Linked DNA regions of Mus musculus: regions 2 and 3 are each linked to region 1. Evidence: chromatin loops called from intact Hi-C (ENCODE). Cell type or tissue: left cerebral cortex. All regions are shown on one strand. Links, peaks and the distances in the headings refer to the core of each region. The heading gives the core; the rest is flanking DNA.

Region 1 (8,470 bases), core at 1,286-6,285:
TTCATGTCTCCATAGATACAGCCTCTGGCATTATTTTTGCCTCCTTACAGACAGGCGAGAAGGCACGCCAGGTCATTGCACATTGTTTTGAGGCTTGGGGTGCCTGGGGACAGCCTAAAGAACTAAAGACTGATAATGGACCAGCCTATACTTCAGCCTCTTTTGTTCCCTTTTGCCAGATGATGGGCATCCGTCTGGTGCATGGGTTGCCATACAACCCTCAGGGCCAAGGCATTATTGAACGAGCCCATCGTACTTTAAAAGAATGTTTAATTAAACAAAGGGGGGGGGGATTGCCCCTGCTGGGTCCACACCAAGAGAGAGATTAGCCATTGCCTATTTACTTTGAATATTTTGAATGAAGATAAACAAGGGCATGGTGCAGCTGAGTGACACGATAATCCTGATATTTCTCCAAAAGGCATGGTCATGTGGAAGGATAACTGGTTGTTGGAAGGGCCCTGACCCAGTGTTGGTTTAGGAGAGAGGGTCTGTTTGTGTGTTTCCCCAGAATCACCGGCAACCCCTGTGGGTCCCAGAACGGCTGACCAGAGCAAGCCATGGCAAGCAGAACGATGAGGACGTGGATGTTCCTGTGGCTGGGAATGCTTCCGCTAGTGAGAACTGAAGAGTTGGGGAATTATGTCTGTGTTCCCGAAACCCATGCCAGTTGACGCATTCGGCCCAAGTGTTTCCTCGGTTCTTTACATCTAATGCTTCGCTGCAGTTGCCTTTTTTACCATGGGATGGAGATATAGCTCCAGTGCAGGAATCTATGCAGCTTCAGCTAAAGGGATTGTTGTGTTTTCAGATGATTCAAAATATTTCACAGATGAGTGATTGTGTTCAGCTGTATCTATTAAAGCTAATGCTACCTGGATTCGAGGGGTGTGGCCAGTCAGTATATCCAAGGGCAATGGCACTATTCCCTCCCAACCTAGATGGGCCCCCCTTTTTGTAGGAGTGTTCCTGATTCCCTTCCACCTTGGGCAGTGAAGAATTATTTTTTCTTTCCCCCTTATATAGGTACAGTCCATAATAGTTCCTTTTCAGGGTATAATTGGACATATCAAAATCCAGCTCAAGTAGGAGCTAGTAATCCTTTTAATGTATGGTTGTTATGTGGGGTGAATGTTAGTTGCACTGATCTTTCCCCCTTAAGCATGGTGGTAGGAGGGGCCTGGGGCAATGCAAATTTTTATTTAAATGGTTCTAATGTGTTTAAAACTTCTGTATTTCAATCTGCTGGAGGAAGGAATGTTTCTTTTTAGGCTACGCATGTTTGTATGTGGCCTCCTTTTGTGTTTATTGTTTATAATGGTAGTTATGAGAATAATGTTGTTAATTGTAGTAGTGATATTTGTTATTATAGTATGTGCTGGAATGCATCTGAATATCATTTGGCTGTTGTGACTAGGATACCTTGCTTTGTACCTTTGCCTGTTCAAGCTACTTTGTTTACAAACTGCCTCGGCTGTGAATAATTTATCCGCAGGTGTTGCAGAAGCTTTGGATTGCTGACAGCTGTCTCCAGCTTGAAAGAGTGAGCCGGAATTGATGGACTTGCCCTGTGTCTGATATTAATCAGCATCCTGGCCTTCTGGTGTACCTGCCTCATGCAGAGTCGTCAGCGCAGAGCCCAAGCCTTGGTGATACAGGCTTTTGCGGCAGTGGAAACAGGACAATCTCCTCAAGTGTGGCTTGGCATGCTAGAGAAGTAGTCAATGATAGGTAAGACTCCCTGGGTGTGTCACCAACCTAAGACAGGGATCAAACCAATGCTGTTTGTCTCCCAAGGACAGGTATGGGGCATTGCTGCAGGGGGCAACCTAAGACAGACATTCCCTCTGCCAATAAGTAAAGAAGGGGGAGATGTAAGGAGCGGGTGAGGCAGCAGACCCAAGATGGCGCCCGGGACTGCAGCCAAGTCTTATGACTTGCACCTGACTTCCTTATACACCTGAAAATAAGTCACAACCATCGTGAGAACTGCGCAGGTGCACCATGATGCAAGATCGGACCATATGACAAGTAATGATTCTGGCCAATGGACTGCTGTTACGTGGACTGAGCTGATGGGGCGTGGTTGAAGGGTAATATAAGGGATTGCAACTGGGGACGGAAAGAGAATTACTAGAAAGATTACTAGAGAGATTGATTTCTGGAGAAAGATTCCTGCATGCATGTTGAAAGCTTCCTGAATAAACTGCTTTGAGAAGAACATAGTGTGTCATTCCTTTCTGCTGGTCAGAATCGGAGGCGACAGTTGGGAGTTTGACCCTATGGCCTTGTGTATGCTAGGTAAGTGCTCTACCATTGAACTGCATCTCTAGCCACTCCAGCCCCATATACTTAGATTTAAAAAAATTTTTTTAAAGATGGAGAAAAGCTACAAAAAATATCTGGATAACCTTCCCCCAGATTCACCTGTTATTAAAATTGCCTTTTGTTTGCTCAAGCATTCTCTCTCTCTCTCTCTTTCTCTCTCTCTCTCTCTCACACACACACACACACACACACACTCCCTCTCTCACCTCTTATTTATTTACCATTTACCAGCAATTTATTGCACCACATAGAAATAAACCACAGCCTTCGCAGCTTTTACTGTAAACGCCCTGGAGTGTAGAGAATTGACTGAAAGCAAAGCAGTGTCTGGCAGGCAGCACTGGGCCTAACCCTCAGCTTGCATTTGACTGCAATGTTGCAGCCTATGGACATAGACACCTTATGGTTTTTTCCCACAGTCCCAAAGTTGAAAACCCAAGGCCAAGGTGCTAATTGCCATGGTAAGATCCTTGTCCTGATTTGCTCTTGGCACTGTCTTCCTGTATCCTCACATGTAAGAGGAGAGGAAGGGATGAAGAGAGAGAGCATAGACAAAAAAGAGAAGAAATAGGAGAGAAATAAATAGATACAAAAAGAGGGGTGGAGGAGAGATCATGCAAGGACAGGGCCCCACCCCGTGACCTCACCTAAATCCCTTTCCCTCTTAAAACCCTGGAATAGAGTCTTCATTTAGGGAGACAGAAACATCCAACACACAATTACCATAGACAAAATAACAGGATCCAAAACAGCCTGCACTCAAACGCTCCAATTATCGCACAGTCTTCCTCGCGTACACTTTTCTGGTTATTATGTCTCTTTGGTCATCTCTTATCCACTTCTGAGCCCTTGAAAGATGACTGGTCTGACCCCATTCTAGAATTCTCCCTCTTTCCATGAATGTGTGTAATTTGTGATGTGGACAAGTTCGAAGCCCCTGAGCCCCTTGCAGAATGCCCCTCAGCATGGATTAGTCTGTTCATTTCTAAATAGGTTCGGATTACATCTCTCAGACAAGAATGCACTCTGAGTGTCATGGATACCATGCAAGAGGAGGCCCCATTTGTGTTTACATTCTCTCTCTCATTCTCTCTCTCCCTCTCTCTGCTTTTCTTTTAGGAGACCTAAACACCCTGCTTTAACACCACTTAACTCTTTTTAGATGATCTTTACCTCTCTCAATTGTTCATTAACAGCATTTTAACGTTCATTTTAACTCAGCAGCTTGACAGTTTTCCTAATTGCATTTTTTTCCTGCTAAAGCACACAGAGAGCAATTCACTATTTTTAAGCCTCTCATTTTCCTCCCCTTGACAAGGCCTTATATAGCTCATGCTAGCCTCAAACTCCTCACATGTCGAAGGATAACTTTAAACTGTTGTGTGTGCACATGTGTAAGGGCTGGTATGCAGGTGGCAGAGCACCCATGTGGAGGTGAGAGGATCACTCCCATGTCATTCCTTGCTTTTTGTCTTGCTTGAAGTAAGTCTCAACTAGTTTGCTCCTGTTTAAACACCATGCTAATCAGCATCTCCACCTCCCATCTCACCACAGAGATGCTGGGAACAGACAGCTCCTGGGAATCCAAACCCAGGTCTTCACACTGTGAGCAAACACCTGGTCCACTGAGAAATCTCCCTAGTCCTTGGATTTCTTTTCTTTTTCGCAAGTTTTCAGGCTGGCCCTCAACTCACAGAGATCTTCCTCCTCTGCCTCCAAAGTACTGAGATCAAAGCATCACTTATGGGTGACCCTTGAACTCCTGATCCTCCTGCCTCTATCTCCCAGGTTCTGGGATTGTAGGTATGCACTACATACACATGCCTGGTTTATCTGAGTCTCATTATTCCACTGTCCTGTGCTTCATTGCACACGATGGAGAATAATACAGTGTAGCTTATTTACTCTTTACTATTATTTAGGCTCTTGTTATTGGTGGTGTTTGTTTTGCTTTTGGAAATGCTGACTGCATGAAAGTCTTTGCACTGTCTGCCTGTCATCCTCTCCTTTAAGAGACATTCCTGGAAGTGTACTGTACGTTCAGTTCTGTTTTCCATGCAAGCAGGCAGACTGCTCTCCAGAAATATCACACAGTTCACACCTTCAGTGAATCAGCTGTAAGGGAACAACAGCTCCAACACACATGGAAACAGGCACGACCAGATGGCAGAGCATTTTGCAAGAGAACTGGCTGGCCCAGATGCTTCAAAAATGTTCACATCTCAATAGACACACATATGTATGCACTCACATAATACATGCATGCTTGCCTACACATGTCACCCGCAAGACATAGGGTTAAATAATTTCTCAGAGCTCCAAATGAAAGGTGTCAGATGCTCTATTTTCTCCTTGGCTTCATTTTATTTTATTTTATTTTATTTTAAGAGAAACATTGGACAGGGGCAGAGAGATAACCCAGTCTATAAAATACTTGTAAGTATAAGAATCTGTGTTTGGTCTCCCGAACCTGTGTGATCTAAGCTTGGTATGGTGGTCCAGGCTTATAAACCCAGCTTTCATCCCAGCAGTAGGTAGGTGTAGATAGGCAGATTCCTGGGCCTCACCTGCGTGGTGAGTTCCAGGAAGATGAAAGACTGTAGCTCAAAGGCAAGAAGAGCAGCACTTGAGGAATACACTCACAGTTGCCCTTCAACCTCCTCTGCATGTGAGCACGTGTGTACAAGCACCTACATACACATATGTAGCTCCACACACATGAACACTCACACAATCAAAAATAAGAAAGCACTGGTGACAACTGATCAAGGCGGCTTGTGCCTCAACCACAGATAATGACCAACAGCTTAGAAAACAGTAGTTTGATGCTGTTGAGTTTCCCTCTGGATCTGAGGGTAAGGAAATGACTTTTGACTCTTGTTAAAAAGAAAAGAACAGACTCCCATCATCTTCTCCATTGGAGTGGCAGGGTTATCTCCCTGCAGGCCCTCCCCACCTTGACCATCTTTTTGTTTCTCACACTTTTGCCAATCTGTAAGTCAATAACTCGCCTTGCTTTCCACAGCTCATCTCTGGTGCACTCGGAGTTCTCCGGCATATTAGCTACTTCCACATCTTTGTCATGAGATGCCTGACAAAACAAAAGAAAGAAGGAAAAATGGGGTTTGCCCATTGTTCCAGAGGGTTCAGCTCATGAGTGCTTGGCTGCATGTACATGAGAGAGCATCATGGCGGGAGGAAGCTGTGGTGGAGGAGAACTGGACTCTGACAGAAAGGAAATAGATTCTAGGAAGGAGCTAGTGACAAGCTATTTCCCAAGGACCCACCTGACTTCTCTAGCTAGGTCCCTCCTTTCAAAACTTTACAAAATTAACCCTCTGCTGGTGACTTTTATGTCAATTTGACCCAAGCTAAAGTCATTCAAGAGGAGGGAATCCCGTTTAAGAAAACAGGGGGACTTTTGGGATAGCATTGGAAATGTAAATGAAGAAGAAAATACCTAATAAAAATATTTATTTAATTAAAAGAAAAAGAAAAAAGAAAAAGAAAACACCTCCATAAGATTTGGCTTTAGGCAAGCCTATAGGGCATTTTCTTAACTAGTGATTGATGTGGGAGGGCCCAGCCCATTGTGGATATTGCCATCCCTGGGCTGGTAGTCCTGGAAAGCTGAGCAAGCCATGAAGAGCAAGCCAGTAAGCAGCACCCCTCCATTGCATCTGCACCAGCTCCTGCCTGTAGGTTTCTGCTGTTTTGAGTTCCTGTCCTCACTTTGATGATAAACCACGATGTGCAGCATGATCCATATAAAGCCTGTCCTCCCTAAGTTGGCTTGGTCATGGTGTTTCCTCCCTAAGCCCAACCCTACCACCTGGGAGCCAAGCATTTAACATGGGAGCTGCGAAGACATATCACACTCAAACCATAGCAATGGGTAAACAATATTGTCTAGTGCAGGCATGACAAGAGACATGCCTGGATTTCCTATCTAAGCTAGGTGACTTATATCACATTATTTAAACTTTCTGTGCCCCTGGCTTCTGGTATCTGAAATAAGGACGTTAACAATCCCACTGAGTTGTGGCGAGAGCCCAAAGAGACTGTTACATAAAACACTTGGAATACATTCCAAAGCCATGCTTCAGAAAACAGCAGCATTTTCACTGGCACATTACCCCTGCTCTGTGGGGATGGAGCCTGGGTTTGAAACAGCCAGACAAGGGAAAATGAGTCAGTAGGAATTGTGCTTGCCTTGAGCAGCGACCGTGGATCCTCAGGTACCATGTAGCATGTGGTCTGTGGAGAGTGCTGGACATAAGTAGATGTTGGGAATGGGGACACCTCTTAGACAAAGCTCCTAGTCCCTGAGACTGCAACCATCCCTGGAGGAATGGAGATATATTCTAAAGAGATACTCATGCCCTTCCCTTTGGCTAACAGTCTACTGCATTTGGAATGTCCTAGGAGTCCATGATTAGGTCTCTCTCTCTCTCTCTCTCTCTCTCTCTCTCTCTCTCTCTCTCTCTCTCTCTCTGATACACACACACACACACACACACACACACACACACACACACACACACTCATCAGAAGAAACTGGTGCAAGAGGCAATGATAGATCCAAGATGGGCAAGATGACACCTTGATTAGGACTGCTTAAATTTTTGCCCTCTATTTAAACCCCAGCCATGTGTTTGGACCCCTAAGCGGTGTTGTAGGAATGACTGGACCTTTGTTCTTTTTCCCATTGTGGCCACATTGAAAACATCACCTTTCACTGTTGCTTGTCTCAATTAGCTTGATGAGGCTGGGTAGCTGGGCCTAGCTTGTTAGGTTTGCCAGGGCTCAGGATTTGCCCCTGACAACTTCAGTAACAAGATTAAGGGGGGGAATAAAGATGTGTTCTGTCCTCTCGGAGCTTATTAAGGAAGAGAAGGGAGAGAGCAGCCCTCTCGAGTTGCCCTGGCTAGACACAATTTTTGCATATGCTCTAAGTAGCTACTCAATCTGGTTTGCCCCTGCATGCGATTAAGCCTCTGATGCAACGAAGTGCCATTTCTTCAGGGGTGGAGCCTGTCTTCCCTCAGTCCTCCATTTTCTCTACACTCCCTAAGGTTCTCTGCCTGTCTGTGTACCAGGCACTATCTTGGGGATCTGCCTGGCTTGGCCAGAACACCCAAAGATTTCAGCTCTCTGAAGGGGAGCTGGAGCAAGGTGGGCTGCAGGGCCTTTTCTGTGGCTGCAGCTGCCTCTGAGTCCATGGCTAGGAGCCAAGGTCAGGGCCACTCAACAGGAAGTGGCTGCTGTAGGCTCAAGTAGCTTCCAGGGAAGGAAACTTCAGGAGAGAAGTTTCTCTTCCCTGGAGTGTTACCTCGATAAGACAGGCACTCTCAGACGATCTTTGGTGAAATAACTCGTGCACTTTATTCCTTGTGGATAGGATCTTATAAATAATTTGGGGTGGGTTGGAATCCACAGGCAGATGCTTTCCACTGGCTTGGTCTGAGATGTTAGGGATGCCTCATTGGCAAGTGAAAGGGCTTCAGGTGTTGTCCCTATGTGACTGATTATCACAGTGCTCTCCATAGGGTGTTGTGGTCATGTGTTACAGGACAGGCACTTGGTTGGGAGTAGATTTAAATGCCTACCGTTCTCAATTATGAGAATTGCTGGGGTTTCTGAATCTGCTCGACCTTGCCAGGTTTTCTAACTGATAGCACAGTCCACTGCCCCAAAGTCCCCATTTTTTAAATCCTGTACAAAGGCCAGCCTCTTGCCTAAGGGACAACTTGGGAGCACTGAACAGGAAGTGGCTGAGCAGGCTCAAGTAGCTTCCAGGGAAGGAAACTTCAGGGGAGAAGTTTCTCTTCCCTGGAGTGTTACCTCAATAAGACAGGCACTCTCAGACGATCTTTGGTGAAATAACTCGTGCACTTTACTCCTTGTGGATAGGATCTTATAAATATTTTGGGGTGGGTTGGGATCCACAGATGTTTTCCACTGGCTTGGTCTGAGATGTTAGGCAAAAGCCTGACTTACCAATGCCGTTGGTCACTGTGTCATGGAGGATGTTGGCTTCATCAGAGTGTAGTTTTCTCCTTAAGTATCATTTCTGCTCCTGGAATCCTGGTACTCAGTGTGTGAAGTCTTATGGTCAGTGAGTTCCCAGGCAAGAAGGGAA
Region 2 (8,470 bases), core at 1,825-6,824, 67 kb after region 1:
ATTATGCTCTTGTAACCCTTAATAAACATTTATTATAATTGTACACTTCTACTATTGCTTAGGAGAAAAGGTCTCACCTTTTTCTTGAAATATTACAGCAGTCTTCAAATTGGTTTACATTACGCTATTTTTTTTCCTGAACTCTTGCTTCTACTTTGATACAAGAGTGATCTATCTGTCCAACATTTACTGTGTTATTCTATATTTAAAGTTAGTCCTGGGCTTTCTATTAGGCCTGTTCACCAGAATCTCTTAGGAAGCTTGTTAAATGGGTTTCTGTTGGGCCATCTTCAGCTTAGGGGATTGAAGTCTTTGAAGGTGTAACATTGGAGAGTGTATGGGTGATTCTGAGACCCACTAGCTAGTAGGTTAAGTTCTTGGTATAATGCCAAAAGTCTTCTGATTTTCACCTTCTACTCCATCCTCCTTTCCCCTGTATTCTAATGATAATTAATATAATTATAATTACAATATCCAACAGTATAATGTCCTCAGTGACTTAACTGGAACTGCTTCCTGTCTGTAATACTTTTTTCCCTCACTTTTGTCCATCTTCTACTTAAAGCTCCTTTAGCTTAAAGATCACCTCTTTCAGGAAGCTTTCTGGACTCAAATTTGGGTCAGGTGCCCTTAACAGTTTAAAGGATCCTCAATCCTGGCTTTCCTTTGTCAGTGTATCATGAGCTTTTTGTGGTAGAGACAGATTTTTGTGCATGTGTGTTTTATATTCCTTTTTACATGTTATTTTTAAATTACATTTATTTATTTGTATATGTTGGCGATGTGTATCCCATGACACATGCATCCAAGTCAGAGGACAACTTGCTGGAGTCAGTTCCTTCCTTCTACCTTGTGAGTTCCTGGAATCAAACTTAGGTCATCAAGTTTGGTGGCAAGCACCTTTACCTACTGAGCCATTTTGCTGACCCAGTGTTTTGTATTCTTAATCCAGTACCAACTAGATGTTCTGTAATTATAAACAGGAAGAACATGGAACCAGGCTGGTGTGTTAAATTAGTTCTTGTCACTGACAAATGAGACAAATAATTTAAAGGAGAAAGATTTATTTGTGTTTGTGGTGTCTTATGTCTCACTTGATGGTTATCTGGTTTCATTGCTTTTGTTCCTGAGGTAAGGCAGAAAATCGTGCCAGTAGGATCATATTAGAGAAAGGCTATTTACTTTGTAGTAACTAGGAAGCAGAGGTAACAGGAAGGGGTCAGTGCCAAGATACCTACTTTAGGGGCATATCCTCAGCAACCCACTTCCTCCAGCTAGCTCTGCCTTCTACAATTTGTTTTTACCTCCTGATTGTCATTGAACCTTGACTGTATCAGTGGATTGAACCAGTGATTGGGTCAGAACCCTCCAGATCCAATTCTCTCTGGAAAACGCCTCAGATATACTCAGAAGTTCTGGTCTCACAGTTCAATAAAATTGCCAAGATTAGCCACCACAGCTGGGATACAGCAAATTGAGGTATGGGGTTCAGGCACATGAGAAATGACTTAGCAGGTAGAAGCATTTGCCACATGAGCCTCATGACCTGAATTCAATCCTTAGAATGCTTGTAAAGGTAGAAAGAGAACTGACTGTACACAATTGTCCTCTGACCTCTACATATATGCCATGGGATGTGTGCATACATGGTTTGGATGAGAATGATTGCCATAGGCTCATATTTGAATACTTGGTTCTTGATTGATGAAACTGTTTGGAAAGAAGAGGTATGGACTTGAGAGAGGAGATACGTCACTGGGGGTCAGAGTAGGGAGGTGAGCTTTGAAGTTGGAGAAGACCATACCATTCCTAGTTAGCACTCTTTCTGCCTCCTGCTTGTGGATCAGATATAAGCTGCTAGATTCTGTTCCTGGGCCATGCCTGCCTGCCTACTGCCATACTCCTAGTCGTGATGGCCATGGGCTCACCCTTTGAAACCGTAAGCCCCAAGAAACTTGTCTGTAAGTTGCCTTGGTCATAGTGTCACTTAGCAACAATAGAAAAATAACAAAGGCATATGTTCAAATACAATAATAATAAAATTAAAATAAAAAATAAGTTTGTAAGGTTTAAAGAAAATATAAATAAGATGCCATGGATATAGACTCTGGAAACAAAAGTAATCATATAGCAGTCATAGTGTTTTTAATGGAACAACTGGAAATACATGAAGGACAAAGAGATAGGAAAATAAATGAGGCAAATAGACTGATTTTAAAATAGCATGTGCAGAAGGAAGAAGGATATGAAACCATATAATATTCATAAACAAGACTCAAAAACACATTCTACAAATAAATTGTTAACAAACTGACCCTGTAATTGAATTCAAAGAATAAGAAAAAGTTCTCAGCTTCCATTCTTCGTTTTCTCTGACTAGGAGAGAATGATCTGTAGGCCGACTAATGAAGATGAAAGTAAGAAACATAAAAGAAAATTGAAGCCCAAGGCAAGAGAGGAGATCTAGGACCTCTGGCTAGTCTAGATGAATTCACACCTCATGGTCAGATTCCATGCAGATTTGTTAATGTTTTGGCTAAACTGGTAATCTTTGAGGAATTGCAATAAACATGAAAACTTGTAAGAAGCTGTGGAAGTGCAGTGTTTGAAAATTTAAGGGAATGCAGATTCCATAGATTTTAGTGAACTTGACATTATTCCCACAAAATTCTAGAGATGATCTTAAAATATTGGTAGATATTTACACACAGGAAAGGCGAGCAGTAATGTGCCTCAGTTCTCTACGAAGAATTCATTCCAGATAATATAGCTCACCCTGCCCCCTTTGATGGCAGGTACAGCTACAGCTGTACTGTATCTAGATTTCTGTGGGATGTTGACTGAGTTATTGCTGCACTGTTCACTAGTGGTGTGGCCTGCACCTACTCCCTAATTCTCACAAAGATATGTGTACTCTTGCATGATTTCTTGTTCATTCCTGTCTGTTTTATTTCCCAGAGCTTATAATAATGTGTGATCAAGACTGTGCACCAAGATACTCAAGGCAGTCTTTAAGTCTTTGGATTTTAAGTATTTTCAAATAGTTGAAAATCACTTTTATTTTTTATTCCTTGTTATTAAAAATAAAGCCCGTAACTAATGAAGAAACATTTTCTCATGTCTTATAGGTAAAACTAGAGCTAAACTATACAGATAGATAAACAGAAACATCTTATCACCCTGAAGCACAAAATTTCCCTTAGCATTCTGAAGGAGCTTTCATTGTATTATACACAGAAAACTTTGAGTTTCATTTCAAGAATTCAAACAAAACAAGGAATTTGAGAATATGAATTTTGGTGGGAATTTATCATTATTTGGTTTTGGTATTTTGAGTTCTCCTATATCTTCAAATACCATTCACCCTGCTAGGAGAGTAATAAATTGGCTGTCTGTAAGAACATTGAGCTATATATGGGTGATAGTCTACCATTCCCTCGATTTCCCTGTTTAGAAGACTGATACTTGTCTCATTCTCCTTTGTGGTTAATTTGTCTCTTATCTGGAAGTAGGAGTTGGAAAAGAAAGAGTGCTGTGATGAAGTTTATAGCTCTATATTCCAGGATTTCTTTCTTGAAGACTCAGTTCTTAGAGCTAGGCATTTATTCTTTATTTTACTTTTTTTTTTAATTAAGAATTTCCAAATTGTGGACACTTTGCCTCTTCTTAGAATTGGGAACAAAACACCCATGGAAGGAGTTACAGAGACAAAGTTTGGAGCTGTGTCAAAAGGATGGACCATCTAGAGCCTGCCTTATCCAGGGTTCCATCCCATAATCAGCTTCCAAACGCTGACACCATTGCATATACTAGCAAGATTTTGCTGAAAGGACCCAGATATAGCTGTCTCTTGTGAGACTATGCCGGGGCCTAGCAAACACAGAAGTGGATGCTCACAGTCAGCTATTGGATGGATCACAGGGCCCCAATGGAGGAGCTAGAGAAAGTACCCAAGGAGCTAAAGGGGTCTGCAACCCTATAGGTAGAACAACATTATGAACTAACCAGTACCCCGGAGCTCTTGACTCTAGCTGCATATGTATCAAAAGATGGCCTAGTCGGCCATCACTGGAAAGAGAGGCCCATTGGACACGCAAACTTTATATGCCCCAGTCCAGGGGAACGCCAGGGCCAAAAAATGGGAGTGGGTGAGTAGGGGAGTGGGTGGGAAGGTATGCTTTTGGTATAGCATTGGAAATGTAAATGAGGAAAATACCTAATAAAAAGTATATATATAAAAAAGAAAGTTAAAAAAAAGAGTTTCATGTATGCATATATTGTTTTGATCAGTTCCACACTCTATTCCCTCCTTTCCAACTCCTCCCTTATCTGCACCACTCCTATTCCCTATGCTCAGTTTTCATATGCCCTGTTTTTCTCTCTTTTTTAAAATCCCAGAGTCACTTAGTGTTGCCAGTGTACATAGATGTGGAGCCCTCTGCTGGAGCATAGGAAACCTCTTAGGTGCTGCATCCCTGAGGCAAAGTGACTGAGCCTCCTAGCAGTCATCATTGCCTGTAACTCTTCAGGGGAGGAGCTTCCTGACCACCTCCCCTCTTCATGCTGGGGTTTTGTCTGCATTGATCTTGTGTAGGTCTTGATTATTCAGTCACAGCCACTGTCAGTTTCTCTGTGAAACTTTCCTGTTGTATTGTGGAAAACGCTGTTTTACTATAGGCATCTGTTGCTTCTGGTTCTCACAATCTCTCTATCTCCTTCCTACATCCCTGAGTCTTGGGAGGAAGGGTGTGATACAGATGTCCCATTTGTGGCTGAACAATCCGCAATCTCATATTCTTTGCATATTGACCAGTTATGGGTCCCTGTGCTAAATTACTGTCTACTACAAGCTTCTCTGATTCCAGTTGAGAGATGCACTAATTTAGGAGTTGGTGCTCTCTGTGCTAGATGTGTAGCTTTGCCTCATTCTCAGCTTGGGTGGTCGGGTGGGGTTGCCCATTGGGTAGTACTCCCTGTATAAGGTGTGGGGCTCTGCCCCTTTCCCAGGTGGCAGGTTATTAGGGGTCAGCAGGTGAGTGGGTAGGCAAAGCTACCTGTGAGGTGGTTCTCAGAGGTCCTCTGCTGGCTAGGATTTCTGTGGTTTTGGGATTACAAATAATTAATTGACTGTTACTTGTATCACATACAAAAACAGGCTACTGATTTTTTTATCAGAACTTTATTAACATTATTTGATTATTATTGCCACTGATGTATTTGTATCTTCTTCTTATAGGTGAAGCCTTATGCTGAGACAGTTTTATCTAGTTCATGAACCCAAATTATATACAAGCTGAATGTTACAGAAGTGCTGAAAGACTGGTGAGTAACATAATAAATATTAACAGTTAGAAGACTTGAGTCAGGTAAAATTTTGGAGCTATATAGTTAAAGTAGACAGATTCTTCCTAGGAAAGTGTATATGCAGATTGCTGTGATTTAGTATAGCACATACTGCTAGGCGATTCAAAGCAGCGGCTGTCAACTATGAGTCATAAGCCCTTGGGGTTGATGACCCTTTCTAGGAGCTGCATATCACATATCCTGCATATCAGACATTTATATTTATGATTCCTAACAGTAGCAAAATTATAGTTATGAAGTAGCAACAGAAATCATTTCATAGTTAGGAGCTGTTAATAAAGGTTGAGAACCACTGGTTTAAAGGAAAGAAAATAATATTAACAGGAAAAGTGCTTATAAATACCTACGACACACTTTCTATATAAAAGTTTTATGTAGTAAATATTTTCATAGCCGTAAACATGTATACACTATAAAAACATGGATGGTAATGATAAGTATCAGCCGGTGTGGGTGTAGGTTTCCTGTGATGTAATCGTGGTTCCTGTGCACACACATATGTATATTCACAAACTTAACTCAATATCATCAGTGCTACCATTTACAAATTCTGGGTGTTGGCTACAATCTCATGTTACAGATCTTTTAAAAAATGCTTGTGTGTAGTTTATGTGTATCCTTTGTATTTGTGCTCACATTATGTTTCTGTATACTTTTCTGAGTATGTGAAATATTGGAAAAGTTTAAGAAAAATATGTGGTTGTCTTTTCAGTTGATTCTCAGAATGGATGGAAAATATTCAAGTATATCGAACATTTAACTTGGGAAGTAATGTACACAATGTACAACATAGAAATAGAAAAACCTTTAGTGCCATATTAGTGTTGTGCTCTATTTGTGTTAATGTGATTAGGATGGACCTTTTGTAAGAATATTGCATAGAATTTATAACTTTGGCATTTTGTAGATAGTGGTAACTTGTTGCCCAGCATAGTAATTATAGTCAGTGATGATATATTATATTCTTTTAAAGTGTAAAACCATGGGCCTTAGTGTTCTCATAAGTGTAGCATAATTAAACTCACTAATTAACTTGATTTAACCAGTCCAGAGTGTGTGTAAGTAGATATATGTGTATTTAAAATCTTGTGTTACATGCAATAACTAAAATTTTGTCAGATTAAAAAAAAAGCAAGAGAGCTAATGTGAAAAAAAGCTGTTACATGTATGAATGTTTTTCTTGTATTTATGTGTGTGCACCATGTGCATGCCTGCTGCCTGCAGAGGCCAGAAGAGGGTGTCAGACCCCTAGGAACTGCAGTTACAGAAGGTTCTTAGCTGTCATGTGGGTTCTGGGAACTAAACTTAGGTTCTCTGCAAGAGCATCAACTATTCTTTTTTTGTCTTTTATTAGATATTTTCTTTATTTACATTTCAAAAAATTTCCCCTTTCCAGGTCTCCCCTCTGGGAACCCCCTATCCCGTCTCCCCTCCCCCTGCCTCTATGAAGGTGCCCCCACTCACCTACCCAGTCCCGCCTTCCTGCCCTGACATCCCCCTACACCGGGGCATCGAACCCCCACAGGACCAAGGGCCGCTCTTCCCACTGATGTCCAACAAGGCCATCCTCTGCCACATACACGGCCAGAGCCATGGGTCCCTCCATGTGCAGCAACTATTCTTAAGTGCTAAGCCTTCTCCAGCCTTCCAAATTACTTCTGACCATAGATAAAGCTATTCTGAAATTCTTTGAATATACATTTGTGATTTTGTTTTCTGAATGTTTATACATTTTCCCTCTATATTCATCCCTGTGTGTTTTACCTTGCTGTTTTCCTTAATCTTAAATGCCATATTGCCTTTTATTTGGCTAAAAGTGGCAAAAGCTCAGCAGCTGAATTTCTGCACTCACCTGACAGGAACCACCACTTCCAGCACTGACTAAGTGGTTTCTGGAGGGTAGACAGTGACGGCATTGTATCAAGAGGAAAACTCTGTGTTGTATTTTATCCTATAGCTTAATATTTATTTATTTTCATTTTATGTGCATGAGTATCTTTTCTGCACACATGTGTGTGTTTGTGTGTGTGTGTGTGTGTGTGTGTGTGTGTGTGTGTGTATTCAAGTTGGGTGTGGTAGCACATGCCAGAAGGAGACCTTGAATCCCCTGGAACTGGAGTTACAAGGCAGTTGTAAGTTGCCATATGGATTCTAGGACTGAATCTAGGTCCTCTGCAGGAACAGCAAGGGTTCTTAACCACTAAGCCATTTCTGCAACCTCCAGTTTATATTGTTAAAAGAGCCATTTATCTGTTTTAAACATGTAAAGCAAGAACCCTTTCCTAAGTAATGGTTTATTATGTAAGAGAGAAAGTCAGACCCTCCCTGAACTGCCACTGCTCACTAGTGTCTTCTCCCACGCAGTGTCATTTATGTCTGCCTACTGTGTTTAGGTGTTTCAAACCTGGTACTAGCACTGTCATAGGAATTACCTAATAAGGTCAGAGCTATTCCTGAGAATAGTAGAGAGCTAGGAACTGAAATATAGCAGTTTTAAGTAAGTCTACAGAAATCACATATATTAAAAGGTAAATGTACATTTTTTTTTAAAATTCTCATATCCTGTTCATTTTATAGCTCTGTCATGAGCACGGACAGCAACTCATTGGCACGTGAGTTTCTGATTGATGTCAACCAGCTTTGCAATGCAGTGGTCCAGAGGGCAGAAGCCAGGGAAGAAGAAGAAGAGGAGACACACATGGCAACTCTTGGACAGTACCTTGTCCATGGACGAGGATTTCTGTTACTTACCAAACTAAATTCTATCATTGATCAGGTAACGTCATATCAGACAATTGTTCATCAGTATGTTACTGTTGGTCATCGATTAGTAACTTCCTGATTTCATACTTCCTCAGAATCTCTTTGTGTTAAAGTGATTGACACATTATGTATCTTTCACATTACTCCAACAACAAAAAAATAGCCCTATTTGTGAAAATATTATTTATTTGGATACTTTAAAAACTGAAACATATTACAATTTCAAATGGCCATTTTTCTAAACAGGTTTTGTATATAGGCTTTTTGTAGTTGATTTGAACACATCAGTCATAAACTACAAGTCACCAATATTACATTGTTAATACATTAAGGAAATAAATAG
Region 3 (8,470 bases), core at 2,061-7,060, 160 kb after region 1:
ACAAGCTTTGTTCTGTTGGTCTTTTCCTAGAGTTGGAGAGCTCACAGCTGCTTTTCTCCATTCAGCTCCTTTGTGATGAATTCTCTTCCTTTCAAGATAGTTTCTTGTTGCTGCCCCTTGCAGCCTCTTTTAGTCCTCTGAGACTCACTCTGAACAAGGCCCTCTCCTTTGTCACCACTTAGCCCTTGACTAGTTCACTCTGTATTTCTTCTGACCCTCTCTTCATTTTTTTTGTTAGTAATTTTTTAATTGGATATTTTATTTGTTTACATTTCAAATGTTATCCCCTTTTCTGGTTGCCCTTCTGCAAACCCCCTATCCCATCTCCCCCTTACCCTGCTTCTATGAGGGTGCTCCCCAACCCACCTACCCATTCCTGCTTCACCACCCTACCATTCCTCTACTCTGGGGCATCAAGCTTTCACAAGACCAAGGACCTGCCCTCCTATTGAAGTCAGATAAGGCCCCTTCAGCTCCTTCAGTCCTTCTAACTCCTCCATTGGGGTCCCTGTGCTCAGTCTGATAGTTGGCTGCAAGCATCTGTATCTGTATTGGTCAGAGCCCCTCAGGAGACAGCTATATCAGGCTCCTGTCAGCAAACACTTCTCAGCATCCACAATAGTGTCTGGGTTTGGTATCTGCATATGGGATGGATCCCCAGGTGGGGCAGTCTCTGGATGGCCTTTCCTTCAGTCTCTGCTCCACTCTTTGTCTCTGTATTTCATTTAGACAGAAGCAGTTCTGGATTAAAAATCTGGAGATGGGTAGTTGGCCCCATCCCTCAACTTAGGGGCCATGCCTAACTTCTGGATATGGTCTAGATAGGTTCTCCCTCCTCTTTGTTGGGTATTTCAACTAATGTCATCCCCGTGGGGTCCTGCTTCCCAGGCATTTGGGACTTTCTGATTGCTACTCCCAGTTTCCCATCCCCCATTGCTATACACCTCTGTTTAACATCCTGACCCTCTGTACATCATCTTCTCCATCTCCTCCCATACCCGATTCTGCCCCTCTTTTTCCCCTCCCCACCTCTCTTTCTCCCAAATCCCTCCCACCCTATACTTCCCTTGATTATATTGTTCCTCCTTCTAAGTAGGACTTAAGCATCCATTCTTTGGTCTTTCTTCCTCTTGAGCTTCATGTGGTCTGTGAGTTGTATCGTGGGTATTCTACACTCTTTGCCTAATATCCACTTATCAGTGAGTACATATCATGTGTGTTCTTTTGTGACTAAGTTACCTCACTCAGGATTATATTTTCTAGATCCATCCATTTGCCTGCAAATTTTGTGAGGTTATTATTTTGAATAGCTAAGTTCTACTCCATTGTGTCAATGTACTACATTTTCTGTATCCATTCCTCTATTGAAGGATATCTGGGTTGTTTCCAGCTACTGGGCTATTATAAATATAGCTGCTATGAAAATAGTGGAGCATGTGTCCTTATTACATGTTTAAGTATTTTCGGGGTATATGCCCAGGAGTGGTATAGGTGGGTCCTCAGGAAGTACTATGTCCAGTTTCCTGACGAATCATCAGACTTATTTCCAGAGTGGTACTGTCTCTGTGCCCTCTGGTTAGTCTGGCTAAGGGTTTATCTATCTTGTTGATTTTCCCAAAGAACCAGCTCCTGGTTTGATTGATTCTTGGTATAGTTCTTTTTGTTTCCACTTGGTTGATTTCAGCCCTGAGTTTGATTATTTCCTGCTGTCTACTCCTCTTGAGTGAATTTGCTTCTTTTCAAGAGCTTTCAGGTATGTTGTCAAGCTGCTAGTGTATGCTCTCTCCAGTTTCTTTTTGGAGGCACTTAGAGCTATGAGTTTTCCTCTTAGCACTCATTTCGTTGTGTCCCATAAGTTTGGGTATGTTGCGGCTTCATTTTCATTAAACTCTAAAAAGTCTTTAATTTCTTTCTTTATTTCTTCCTTGACCAAATTATCATTGAGTAGAGCGTTGTTCAACTTCCATGTGTATGTGTGCTTTCCGTTGTTTTTGTTGGTATTTAAGATCAGCCTTAGTCTGTGGTGATCTGATACAGTGCATGGGATTATTTCAATCTCTTGTATCTGTTGAGGCCTGTTTTGTGACCATTTTGGAGAAGGTACCATGAGGTCCTGAGAAGAAGGTCTGTTCTTTTGCTTTGGGATGAAATGTTCTAGAAATACCTGTTAGATCCATTTGATTCATAACTTCTGTTAGTTTCACTGTGTCTCTGTTTAGTTTGTACTTCCATGATCTGTTCATTGCTAAGAGTGAGGTGTTAAAGTCTTCTACGATTATTATATGGAGTGTGATGTGTGCTTTGAGCTTTAGTAAAGTTTCTTTTATGAATATGGGTGCCCTTCCTTGCATTTGGAGCATAGATGCTCAGAATTGAGAGTTCATGTTGGTACTTTTCCTTTGATGAGTATGAAGTGTCCTTCCTTGTCTTTTTTGATAACTTTTGGTTGAAAGTCAATATTATTTGATATTAGAATGGCTACTCTAACTTGTTTCTTGGGACCATGTGCTTGGAAAATTGTTTTCCAGCCTTTTACTCTGAAGTAGTGTCTGCCTTTGTCACTGAGGTGGGTTTCCTGTATGCAGCAAAATGCTGGGTCCTGTTTACCTATCTAGTCTGTTAGTCTATGTCTTTTTATTGGGGAATTGAGTCCATTGATGTTCAGCGATATTAAGAAATAGTGATTGTTGCTTCCTGTTATTTTTGTTGTTAGAGCTGGGAGCATGCTTGTGTGGCTATCTTCTTTTGTGTTTATTAAAAGGTTACTTTCTTACTTTTTCTAGGGTGTAGTTTCCCTCCTTGCGTTGGAATTTTCCATCTATTATCCTTTGTAGGGCTGGATTTGTGGAAAGATATTGTGTAAATTTGGTTTTGTCATGGCATATCTTCTTTTCTCCATCTATGGTAATTGAGAGTTTTGGTGGGTATAGTAGTCTGGGCTGGAATTTGTGTTTTCTTAGGGTCTGTATGACATCTGCCCAGGATCTTCTAGCTTTCATAGTCTCTGGTGAAAAGTCTGGTGTAATTCTGATAGGTCTGCCTTTATATGTTACTTGACCTTTTTTCCCTTACAGCTTTTAATATTCTTTCTTTGTTTTGTGCATTTGAAGTTTTGACTATTATGTGATGGGAGGAATTTCTTTCTGGTTCAGTCTATTTAGAATTCTGTAGGCTTCTTGTATGTTTATGGGCATCTTTTTCTTTAGGTATGGGAAGTTTTTTCTATAATTTTGTTGAAGATATTTCCTGGCCCTTAAGTTGGGAATCTTCACTCTCTTCTATACCTAGTATCCTTAGGTTTCATCTTCTCATTGTGTTGGATTTCCTGAATGTTTTGGGTTAGAGTCTTTTTTTTTATTTTGCATTTCCTTTGACTGTTATGTCAATGTTTTCTATGATATCTTCTGCCCCTGAGATTCTTTCTTCTATCTCTTGTATTCTGTCGGTGATGCTTTCATCTATGACTCCTGATCTCTTTCCTAGGTTTTCTATCCAGAGGGTTGTCTCCCTTTGTGATTTCTTTATTGTTTCTAGTTCCATTTTTAGATCCTGGATGGTTTTCTTAAATTCCTTCACCTGTTTGGTTGTGTTTTCCTGTAATTCTTTAAGGGATTTTTGTGTTTCCTCTTTAAGGGCTTCTATTTACCTGTGTTTGCCTGTATTTCTTTAAGGGAGTTATTTATGTCCTTCTTAAAGCCCCCTATCACCATCATGAGATGTGATTTTAAATCAGTGTTGCTTTTCTCTGGTAATCAGAACCATAGATCAGTTCTTGTTACCCCAGTTCCACCAGAACTGGGTTCTGATGATGCCAAGTAACCTTGGTTTCTGTTGCTTATGTTCTTTCCCTTGCCTCTTGCCATCTGGTTATCTCTGGTGTTAGCTGGTCTTGCTGTCTCTGACTGTAGCCTGTGTGTCGGTACTCCTGGTAGACCAGTTCTCTCCAGGAGGTATTTGGGTATGTAGCACTGTGGCACAGAATCAACTCCTGGCACATACAGAAACTGGAAGGTTCGCTCCCAGGCTGCTCCTCGGTTTCTGTGTCCTGAGGGCTCCGGGTGGGTCCCTTGGAGCAAAAGTAGTGATGATCTTACCTGTGCTCACAGGTGTGTCCACACTCCTGGTAGACCAGCTCTTTCCTGGCTTTATTTGGCTAAAGTGATCTTTCTGTCTCCCATGATGTCTAGTTTTTGTGGGCTGTAAAAAAGATCATTTCACATGAATCCTAACACCTTTTCTCATCAATCAAGTGTTGATCAAAGGATACTAAAATGAGATATTAGACACAACTTACTGTTTGAGGTCAGATATTTTTTGCATATTATTATTTTGCACCCCAACTATCCAGAAACATGTCGTAATCCTCCTGCTCAGCCTGCCAATGCTGAGGTCTAAGCCAGTGTTCCTGACTGTTCCCCAGATAGTGTCTTTTTAAAAGATAATTTAGAATGTCACTGAATACTAAGCTGAAATATTTTTAATGTTATAAAACGAACATTATTTTAAAGACATGTAGCAAAATACTCCAGTCGTGTACCGTTTTTATTTGCCAACTTTTCAGTGCTTTTATTCTCGCAGCATCTGTTGCTTTTCCTTTTTTGGTCAGGTAGCAGCTGTCTTCTGACTAATTTAAAATGCTGCATTGAACTAAGCTTTGCTGCTTTCACTATTGCTTATGTTCATCTGAGGCTTTTAGCAACATATGATTCAGCATGTTAGTTTAAATATCATCTAAGATGTAATCGTTTCTAGAACCATTTGTTGACATTTAATTCAATTCATTTTTTTAAATGCCATAAAGCTAAATTCAGTCATGTTTGTATCAATGAAGATTTCTAAAGTAAAGGACATGTGTGCAGTTTGTTGGCATAATTATTGTCTAATATTATGTACATGTGACAAACAGATGTGATAGACAGAACATGAAGGCCCACCCAACAAAACTAGGAACCAAAATTTGATTTAAGTTTGCACTTCAGAAGACAGCTGTCATCCCCTTAGGAACTCTGATCTTGGCTTTAGGCCTGTTCGTAGCCTGGCCCACACTGGCCCTCCACTTGGAACTCATGTGGAACTGAGAGGCTCAGGGTTGGCATCTCACCTTCTTCTACTGAGGGAAACTCAGAGGAAAGGGAATGGAAATGCACTTTTACTTTAAGGTTAAAAGACAAGTTTCTCGTCTAGCTTGTGGTTGTGTCTTTTCCTTTATCCCCAGTTTATTATCTATTTTTCCTTAACTTGTTCTCCCCAGAAGCTGAGTAACTAGATTGCTTCATGTCAGCCTTTTATTAAAGGTTCCTAATACACACAGAGAATTAGAATAATATGGTAACTACCACATAACCCTCATATTAAATGTAGATTTAGTATTTTACAGTGTCTTTCTCACATTGGTGTCATTTCTTTTTTTAGTTTTTAAAAGTAGACTGTAGAAATCATGACATTTTCTTTTCTTTTTTATTAGATATTTTCTTCATTTACATTTCAAATGCTATCCCGAAAGCCCCCTATCCCCTCCCCCACCCTGCTCCCTGACCCACCCACTCCCGCTTCCTGGCCCTGGCATTTTTCTGTACTGGGGCATATGATCTTCTCAATATCAAGGGCCTCTCCTCCCATTGACGGCTGACTAGGCCATCCTCTGCTACATATGCAGCTAGAGACACGAGCTCCGAGGGGTACTGTTTAGTTCATACTGTTGTTCCACCTATAGGGTTGCAGACGCCTTCAGCTCCTTGGGTACTTTCTCTAGTTCCTCCATTGGGGCCCTGTGATCTATCCAATAGCTGACTGTGAGCATCCACTTCTATATTTGCCATTGGTGTAGCCTCACAAGAGAGAGCTATGTCAGGGTCCTGTCAACAAAATCTTGCTGGCATATGCAATAGTGTCTGGGTTTGGTGGTTGTATATGGGATGGATCCTTCGGTGGGGCAGTCTCTGGATAGTCTTTCCTTCCATCTCCGCTCTGAACATTGTCTCTGTAACTCCTTCCATTCTAAGAAGGAGTGAAGTATCCACACTTTGGTCTTCCTTCTTCTTGAGTTTCATGTGTTTTTCAAATTGTGCCGGATGGTGGTGGCACACGACTTTAATCCCAGCACTTGGGAGGCAGAGACAGGAGGATTTCTGAGTTCAAGGCCAGCCTGGTCTACAGAGTTCCAGGACAGCCAGGGCTATACAGAGAAACCCTGTCTCAAAAAAACAAAACAAAACAGAACAAACAATAAAAGCAAATTGTATCTTGGATATTCTAAGTTTCTGGGCTAATATCTGCTTATCAGCGAGTGCATATCATGTGTGTTCTTTTGTGATTGGGTTACCTCACTCAGGATGATATCCTCCAGATACATCCATTTGCCTACGAATTTCATGAATTCGTTGTTTTTAATTGCTGAGTAGTACTCCATTTTGTAAATGTACCACATGTTCTGTATCCATTCCTCTGTTGAGGGACATCTGGGTTCTTTCCATCTTCTGGCTATTATAAATAAGGCTGCTATGAACATAGTGGAGCATGTGTTCTTATTACCAGTTGGAACATCTTCTGGGTATGCCCAGGTAAGGAATTGCTGGATCTTCTGTTAGTACTCTGTCTAATTTTCTAAGGAACTGCCAGACTGATTTCCAGAGTGGTTGTACAAGCTTGCAATCCCACCAACAATGGAGGAGTGTCCCTCTTTCTCTACATCCTTGCCAGCCAGCATGTGCTATCACCTGAATTTTTGATCTTAGCCATTCTGACTGGTGTGAGGTGGAATCTCAGGGTTGTTTTGATTTGCATTTCCCTGATGATTAAGGATGTTGAATATTTTTTCAGGTGCTTCTTAGCCATTCAGTATTCCTCAGGTGAGAATTCTTTGTTTAACTCTGTAGCCCATTTTTTTAAATAGGGTTTTTTGATTTTCTGGAGTCCACCTTCTTGAGTTCTTTATATATATTGGATATTAGTCCCCTATCTGATTTAGGATTGGTAAAGATCCTTTCCCAGTCTGGTGGTGGCCTTTTTGTCTTATTGACAGAGTCTTTTGCCTTTATAGAAGCTTTGTCAATTCTTGATCTTACAGCACAAGCCATTGCTGTTCTGTTGAGAAATTTTTCCCCTGTGCCCATATCATTGAGGCTTTTCCCCACTTTCTCCTCTATAAGTCTTAGTGTCTCTGGTTTTATGTGGAGTTCTATATTACTTTTAAAAGTACTTTTTTCTATCATTTAATAAAATTAGGAATAATTCTGTAATATCAAATACCTAATACATTATTAAATTTCACCTACTGTATTGTCGTGTCTTTTACAGTTGTAATAAATCTTACCCAACCAACTAACTTTAGAAATATATTTAAATTATCATTAAATAATTTAAAATCAAAACTACAAATATAATTAAATTTATTATTAAATAATTTAAACAGAAGAAATAAAATTCTTTATAACTAAAACCTTATTACTTATTTTTAAAGCATGGAGCCAAGTTGGTTTTGTATTTGTCAGAGTTGATACATAATCATCAGGATGAGTTAAGTGAAGAAGAAATGGACACAGCAGAACTGCTTATGAATGCTCTAAAGTTATGTGGCCACAAGTGCATCCCGCCCAGTGCCCCTTCCAAACCAGAGCTCATTAAGATCATCAGAGAGGTGAGTCTACCAATCAGAGTTGTTTTTTAGGAAATCCTTTTGAGTACACTTAACACAGTGACTGAAAGATTGTTTTACTATTGATAATATCTTGCAATTATTAATTTTTGCTAATGAGTTTTTGATCAGGAAAGGAAAAATAGAGTTATTTAGGGTAACTTTCTATTCTCTTTGGTTTTTGTCATCCATTATCTATAGACTTCAATGAAGGAAGGATTATTATTGAGATTTATTTATCTTATGTATATGTATATGTTTTGTCTACATATAAGTCTATTTATCACATGTGTGCAGTAACCTTGGAGATCTGAGGAGAAATTGGAGTTAAGGTGGTTGTGAGTCATCGTGGGGTGCTGGGACGGGAACCCCAGTCCTTGGCAAGAGCTACAAATTCTCTGTCCCCATGAAGGAAAGATTTATGTAGTGACAAGCACATTGAAACATACCTGCACTTAAGATTCTTTAACAAGCAAGTGAAGTAAGCAGGTAGCTATGTAAATTCAGGAGGCTGGGGAACCTAGTTAATTATTTTGCTATGGTTTTAATGACTCAAACTATACCAAAATAAGAGGGAAATTATAATATTGTCTAAGTGGCTTATTTATTTAAATAGTCTGGCCTTCTGAAAATAACTTACTACCTTAGATTCGAAATTACTTTGTAAGACTAAGTGCCAATATTATATGAGAAATAGCAAGTTTAGGAGCTCAGAATATAGATCAGCTTGTAGAGTGCTCACCTGAAGGTCTTGGGTATGGTGGTATATACCCGTAGTCTCAGTACTAGGGAAGGTGGCACAGGAGGATTGGGTGTTTATGGCCACCCTGGCTTACA

Evidence for each region. A loop is a pair of places that touch in the nucleus more often than their neighbours do. Peaks named below come from ENCODE experiments on the same cell type or tissue, not always from the same donor. Only the 100,000 strongest peaks of a DNase experiment are listed, where the experiment ranks them.
Region 2: a loop joins it to region 1, with 9 times the contacts of the local background. A loop is called at or near these places in 5 of 42 quality-filtered maps.
Region 3: it touches region 1 in a loop (12-fold over the local background); 3 of 42 quality-filtered maps call a loop at or near these places.

Annotation. Positions count from the first base shown.
Region 1 is chr13:13,542,548-13,551,017 of GRCm38, forward strand. No RefSeq gene overlaps it. Among named protein-coding and RNA genes, the nearest start is that of Lyst, 44 kb to the right of the region's middle. In left cerebral cortex, for the core only: no CTCF peak of the experiment used is centred there; DNase peaks (open chromatin) are centred at 3,240, 3,700, 3,838, 4,443 and 1 more place; H3K27ac peaks cover 3,182 bases.
Region 2 is chr13:13,608,606-13,617,075 of GRCm38, forward strand. It overlaps Lyst (lysosomal trafficking regulator), which reads left to right. Exons shown (of 53, transcript NM_010748.2): 2 at 5,237-5,322; 3 at 7,942-8,140. The coding sequence starts at 7,949. Among named protein-coding and RNA genes, the nearest start is that of Gm30836, 22 kb to the left of the region's middle. In left cerebral cortex, for the core only: a CTCF peak has its summit at 4,446 (motif pointing left); a DNase peak (open chromatin) is centred at 4,438.
Region 3 is chr13:13,699,043-13,707,512 of GRCm38, forward strand. Lyst (lysosomal trafficking regulator) reads left to right here. Exons shown (of 53, transcript NM_010748.2): 32 at 7,460-7,636. Among named protein-coding and RNA genes, the nearest start is that of Gng4, 81 kb to the right of the region's middle. In left cerebral cortex, for the core only: no CTCF peak of the experiment used is centred there; DNase peaks (open chromatin) are centred at 4,603 and 4,965; H3K27ac peaks cover 194 bases.